2 separate regions of the Homo sapiens genome follow, and region 2 is linked to region 1. The links are chromatin contacts, found by Hi-C or POLR2A ChIA-PET in ENCODE. All regions are on one chromosome and are shown on one strand. The core of a region is the stretch at or near the end of the contact, and the rest is flanking DNA. Distances in the headings are between cores, read along the strand shown. Region 1 overlaps ALX4 (ALX homeobox 4). Region 2 overlaps EXT2 (exostosin glycosyltransferase 2).

Region 1 (3,192 bases), core at 119-2,618:
AATGGCATGAAATGCAGAGGTAATGTGGTAAAAAAAAATTTAGGCTAAGGTTCATGGTTGCCATTGAGCACAAACTTCAACTTGGAGCTTCCTGGCAGCCAAGGCAGAAAGGGAAACTCTGACGTGCTGCATATCTTATCACCTAGTGGGAGGACCACAGAACTATAGAACGGTAGTGCTGGAAATGATCACCCCATCTTCCCATTTGATAGACGAGGAAGAAGAGGCCCATAGGTGGGAAGTCATAACCTGAAGTTAACAGCAGCCACTCAGTAGCAGCACTGCGACTGGAATCCGGGACTCCTGAGTCGCAGCCTAGTGCTTCTTTGACTTTAGTTTGCTGTACAAGGACACATGCCAGATTGTTCAGAGGCTTTTCTTTGTATAAAGGCAGCAGGGTGGGTGGGATCTTCATGTGCGTCAGACCTCTGGGTTGAGCCCTAAGCCTGGCAGTGCCCTGGGGGGGTAAGGGGGTGGTGATGGAACCCCCTGCCTGCCTCTGCTGTGTTTGTTCAGGGCCCATACTCAGCTGGTGGCAAGCCAGGTGCCTGGCGTAGAGTGGTGGTGGGGACAGGGACGGGGCAATGGGGGCCCCAAGATGGACTTTTCCTGGGAAGAAGCCTAGGGTTTGGCCCTGCTCCAGGGGGCTGCAGGGGCCTCTCTCTGCTGTCTGGGATTCCAATCTCTGCAGCTGGTGTCTGAAGACAATAAGACAGAGGCCTCCCCGCCCTGGGCCACCCCGCCCTGGCCCCAGATGGGCTGCGGTTAGCGAGGCCTCCGCCAAGACAGTTGGTTCCTTGCACAGCCCGGTCCTCGGGAGAGGCCTGTGCTGAGTGGGCCCAGGCTGGGGTGGTCCTGAGGTATGACATTCAGACCGGGAGAACAGTGGGGACCTCGTGGTTGGCTGTCCTCCTGGGGCTGCACAGTGGAGACAGGCCTGCGGTGCAGAGCTGGGAGGCACAGGAACGGGCGTGGGGGTTGGTGTGGCATCTGGAAGGGAGCTCTCGGAGCCCCTGGGGCGCCAGGGGTCAGAAATGGATGGACACTCCAAGCCTCAGGACCTGCAGATGTGAGCATAGAAGGGGTCGTGAGGATACCCTTGCTGCCTCCAATTTACTGGGGAGGATATTGAGGACCGGCCAGGCTCACCTAGCTCATGTCTGGATCTGGGCAGAAAAGCCAGAACTGGGTGCGCAGGGTAAGGCCCCAGGACAAAGGAACAGGAGAAGAAGGAGGGAGGAGGTGGGCAGCCCTGCTCCCACCGGTCGCTCACCCGCCTCTCACCATTTCCATCTTCAGCCCTCAAATAAATCCCTCAGCCTGACCTTCTTCCACTCCTGTTCCAAAGACGGTGCTAGCTCTGCTGGCCTCTCCCCCGCCTGGTCATCTGTCTTCCCCAGATAACCCACATCTCCTCCTCCCTCACACTCAGCTCCAGCGAGCCCGCGCCCCACATTCCACTCCCCCACATGGCTCCTCCCTCCACTCTAGACCCCTTTGCCAGGCGCTGGCCACCTCCTTCCCTCTTCGGGGTCCCTCCCCGCCCATCCCTGGATCCTCTGTTCCAGAGCCTGTAGGGACATCTTCCACTTCCACAGTCCCACCATGGGGACCTGGAACCCACAGAGACACAAGGAGAACCCCAACAGTCACAGTGACAAAAAGAAAAAGAGAAGCCATCTCTCTCCGTGCCTCCAGTGGCTTCTCCCCTCCCCCCAGCTTCCCCCACAGAAAACCCTGGGAGGCTGAGGAAGGAGCGGAAAGACGGAGCTAAGCCTGCAGGAAATTAAACATGAAATGAAAACAAGCTCCTCTGATTCATTCTCTCATCCTGGCCCCAGTCTCCCATCCCAGGCCACTGATAAAGAGGGATCCCATTTCAGCAGCACAGAGAGGAGACCCCATCTGTCCTTGGCTCCCAGTGGGCAGCCAGGGCCTGGACCCTAGGAATCCCTGGAGGAAAAGGGGCCCTGGGAGGCCAGGGCAGGGGCTGAGACCCCAAACTGGGGAGAGGGTCCGTTTCTAAGGAAGAGGCTTCTCCTCCCCCAGTCAATGTGTGTGCACACATGCACGTGCGTGTAGCCACACTAGTGGGTACACTCGTGCACGCACACACATGCTTAGGATTAGGGAGGGGAAAGTGAGTTGGTACAGGAGTGGAGAAACATAATAATGTACACCCCTGCTCACCCCCACCCTCCTCACAGTAACATGAGATACATCCCCATCTTCCTTGACCTCTTTCCTCTAGCAAAAGACAGTGAGAAAGGTCAGGAGCTGTAAAGAAACAAATGGGAAGTACTCTAAACATTCTTGGACTGCATTTCCCATCTATCTCCCCTGCTGCGACTATGAGGTACCATTCGCCATGCAGAAACTGAGGCCCTTGGCAATACCAGTGCTCCTATGAGCCTGTCCATTGGCCAGCTACACTGGATGCCCAAAGAGGCCAGGCAGCGTCTGTGAGGAAGCACGTCCACACCTCCTTCTCCCCTCCTCGCAGTGGTTCCTAGGAAGCTCAAAGGCTCTGAGGCAGAGGAATTTTGAGAGCTGACTCCTATATTTAGCTCAGCAGCTGCATTGGTCGTGATGGATGGAGAAATGTTTCCACCTGGAGAGCAGGGACTGGACCTCAGGAAAGTTGGCTTTCTTGATGCCTGGGCCTGGAAGGGCCTGGCAAGGCTCCTTATGGCTCTGCAGCTGAGGCTATTGTCATGGCTCTGTTCTCCCGGTCTGCAGCGTGCTGTCTGAGGTGTGCCCACTTGCATCTGAGTCTGCAAAGCCAGCAGACAAGTGCACATCAAGCTGGCAGAGGCCTCCCTCTGAGGAGCACCACGGTCCATCTCTGAATCAGCCTAAAGCCATTCCTGGCCTGGAAGCTGATCCCTCCTCACTCTCCCTCTCTCACCCACCCCGTCCCCATCACCCCTTCTCCAGATCCTAAGTCATGGGCCAGGGGTAGGGCAGCTCTTGCTCTTGAGCCTTGGGAAAGTTCTCAGCCTTCCAGAAATGCTCGTGCAAAGGAAAAGGACCCAATACTCCCCGTCACCAAAAACCCCAGTGCTCACAGCTGACTCAGAGACCTCCCCTCCCCCGTTGGGCTCCCAATCAGGCCAACATCCCATCCACTTGTGCTCAGTGACGGGTTGGCCTCCACTTCCTCTCACCATCAGGCCACGCTTCTACACAAGA
Region 2 (2,846 bases), core at 13-2,512, 160 kb after region 1:
ACCTCCCTCAGATCCCATTCACCTCTCCCTAGTCATACTTTATAAATAAACACATTTACAATAACAGGAGTAACAGTTCTGCATGGGAAGACTGGTTGGGGAAGTCATTTACCAACCACTGGCTAGAATCTCAGAACACAATGGTCCTGGAAAGCAGTGGTGGCCAGAAAGTATCACATTTCACATCGCTTACACCCCAGCCTCTCTCCAATCCCTGCCTCAAGCAGTTCTTTCCACCATCATCTCAGAGTTACATGTCAATCATGTAGCCTCCACCGGCTCTCACTGTCCATTCCAGCTACTTAGTCTTATTAACCCAATTCCCTATACAGGAAGCAGAACCTAGAATTAAACCCTCAGTGCTTCTCTTGCAGTTTGCTTGTACTAGCCGTTACTCTCCTTAATTAGAAAACAGTGACCACATTGTTTTAACTGGATCCAGCAAGTAGTACAATGACACTTCATCAGAGAAAGGAAGCAGGTGTATATCACACCAACTTTTACTGTTATTCTCTCCCAGGACCCCAAACCCATCGAAATCACTTTCTAGGGCAACACACACTACAAAGTCTGAGCCAAGATGTCTCAACTGAGAAACCACATTTTTTGCAATATTGATTGCTACCAATCCCCTCCCTGCCCTGATGACAACCTACATTCCCTTCTAACATGACCAGTTTAGGTTCAAAGATTTTCAAACCACCCCTGGAAATCCCACTCTGTTTGTTTAAGCTTTATGAAACCAAGAACTGGTGAGTGAGGTAACCTGCAGGCTAAAAACTTCTCCAGCTGCCGGTCTACTCTGTAAAATGTAATAACTATCCTTAGTACCAACATACGGTCTTATTTTTCCTGATTATCATGCAGCACTGAAACCATCCAACATGAACTTGGGCAGGTTCCATGACCATGATGGCAAGCAGACTCTATGGGCCCCATGGCCTATGTGCAGAGAAGCAGACATGGATGCAATATTCAGGCACCAGGCAGTCCAGGTAAGCCAGGGTCGTGGGTGATTAGGCTATTACACTCACAGCCCCAGAGGAGAAGTGGGTGTGTATGTGCAGAGAAAGGAAGCAGTTGTATATCACATCAACCTTTACTGTTATTCTGTCCCCGGGGCCCCAAACTTGTTATTCTGTTCCAGGGGGGTTAAGGTGAATGTTCAGCACTGGCAGTAGGAAAGCAGCAATCAGAAGCATGCCTTACGCTGAAGATCATCCACATGCAGTCTGTTTGTCATCTCAAAAAGAGCCACGACTGCAATTAGTCAAACTGGCCTCATGCCAGCCCTGCTACTGGCATGCACTCTAAGGCACTGTATCTTCTTCTGCCAAGGTCTCCATTACATTATAATGGAGAAAATATTGTAAGCATCCCTTGCTTTACAGAACACATGGTTTACATTGACTGAAAAGTGAATTTCTGAACAGCACATTCTGTTTTCCCATTATGTATCCCCAAATCAGAGATTAGTTCCAAAGCTGCAAGAGACTGAAAAGAAAACCTGCAGCTAAAGAAGTATTAATATGATGATCTGACTCAGGTCAGGCCAAGTATTATAATCACTGGAGGCGCTCTCCAGCATTTTTAGCACTTTGCAGGGCTGCCTGATTCTGGGACGTCTCCTCTGACACTGAGCCTTCCTCTCCACGGCCTTGTATTCTCCACCCTCCCTAACCCAGTGTTCTGCATGTTTTCTCACAGTTCTCCTCCTGCTATCTAAGTATTCGCAGTGCCTAAACACAGTGAGGCTGCAAGTTTGTCCTTTGCTTTCCTTTAAACCATGCATGGAATCAGGCCTGCAAATTCCTCAAATATAAAGCTTCAGGTTTTGCACAAAACAAAACCCAAAAAAGCAGACCGATTCTATCGGTCATCCTTATTTGTTCACTGAGTCAAACAAACTGTAAAACAATATTTGTGAGACAGGTAAACATGAGCAAAGGCTAGATATTTAGTGACTATTTGGTGATATGGAAAAATTATTGTTAATTTTCTTAGGTATGATAATAGTATTATAGTTAGTTACATTTTTTGAAAAGGCTGTATCATGCAGAGATTCACACAATATTTACAGATGCAAGGATCTGATGTCTGGCATTTGTTTCTAGATAATCTAGCGGAGGTGGAGGTAGATGAGAGTAAGGATGAAACAAGACGGGCCTCAAGATAATGATCGAAGCTGGACAGAGGATATGTGGTGTTCACTGTACTAGTCTCGCTTCTTTATATAGGTGTGAAATTTTCCATAACAAGTTTAAGTAAATAAATAAACACCCACATAAAAGTAGAAATGTGTGAGAGATATTTGCAAAGAAAGGATAAGAAATCCAAGGTAGTAACGGTATTACAGAACACATCTGAGAAAACTAACATCAGTTAAGTCATTAAAAGATGTATAAGTCATGAAATATGCTCCTACTCAAGTTAAAATAAAATTGGTTTGTATGTGTGCTTGTGTCTAAATCCATAGAAAAAAGACTAGAAAAACACATCATATTTTAATATAAGTATCTTTCAGGAAGGGAGTGAAAACAGAGGAGGGAATCAAAGCAGGTTTTTACGTTTTACTCTTTATACACTTGCATGCTGTTCGACCCTTGCACAAAGTATATATGTATCATGTGTATGGATTTTTTTTTAATTGAAAGAGAAATAAAAACATTTAAGCAGCATTAAAAAAAATTCACTGAGCAGACATTTCCCTTCAGTCCAGGTCCTTGTACTGTATTTCCTTAAGTAAAATAATTTTTAAGTAATCACACCTATGCTTTTGAACTTTAGGAGATCTTAAAGCAGTCTAATCTAGCCCATCTGTTTTCTAATTTCCAAACAATCTGACA

Evidence for each region. A loop is a pair of places that touch in the nucleus more often than their neighbours do. ChIA-PET counts read pairs that join two places held with the same protein, here RNA polymerase II (POLR2A). Pooled maps may share reads with other maps.
Region 2: a loop to region 1 is called in a map of GM18951, with 2.6 times the contacts of the local background. The contact joins two enhancer-like sites. A Hi-C loop is called at or near these places in 15 of 168 maps with a recorded cell type or tissue (GM12878, GM13976, GM18951 and 9 more), 31 of 37 single-sample maps with no recorded cell type and 23 of 50 pooled maps. POLR2A ChIA-PET finds 5 or more read pairs at or near these places in 1 of 52 experiments (A673).

What each region holds. Positions count from the first base shown.
Region 1 is chr11:44,268,432-44,271,623 of GRCh38, reverse strand. The region is part of intron 2 of ALX4 (ALX homeobox 4); the gene reads left to right. Among named protein-coding and RNA genes, the nearest start is that of ALX4, 40 kb to the left of the region's middle. RefSeq lists an enhancer at 1-3,192. Within about 2 kb of position 1,368, at least 4 of the 41 ENCODE cell types and tissues checked have a DNase peak (open chromatin) inside an H3K27ac peak, as active enhancers do.
Region 2 is chr11:44,111,052-44,113,897 of GRCh38, reverse strand. The region is part of intron 3 of EXT2 (exostosin glycosyltransferase 2); the gene reads right to left. Among named protein-coding and RNA genes, the nearest start is that of EXT2, 17 kb to the right of the region's middle. RefSeq lists an enhancer at 402-451. Within about 2 kb of position 1,262, at least 3 of the 41 ENCODE cell types and tissues checked have a DNase peak (open chromatin) inside an H3K27ac peak, as active enhancers do.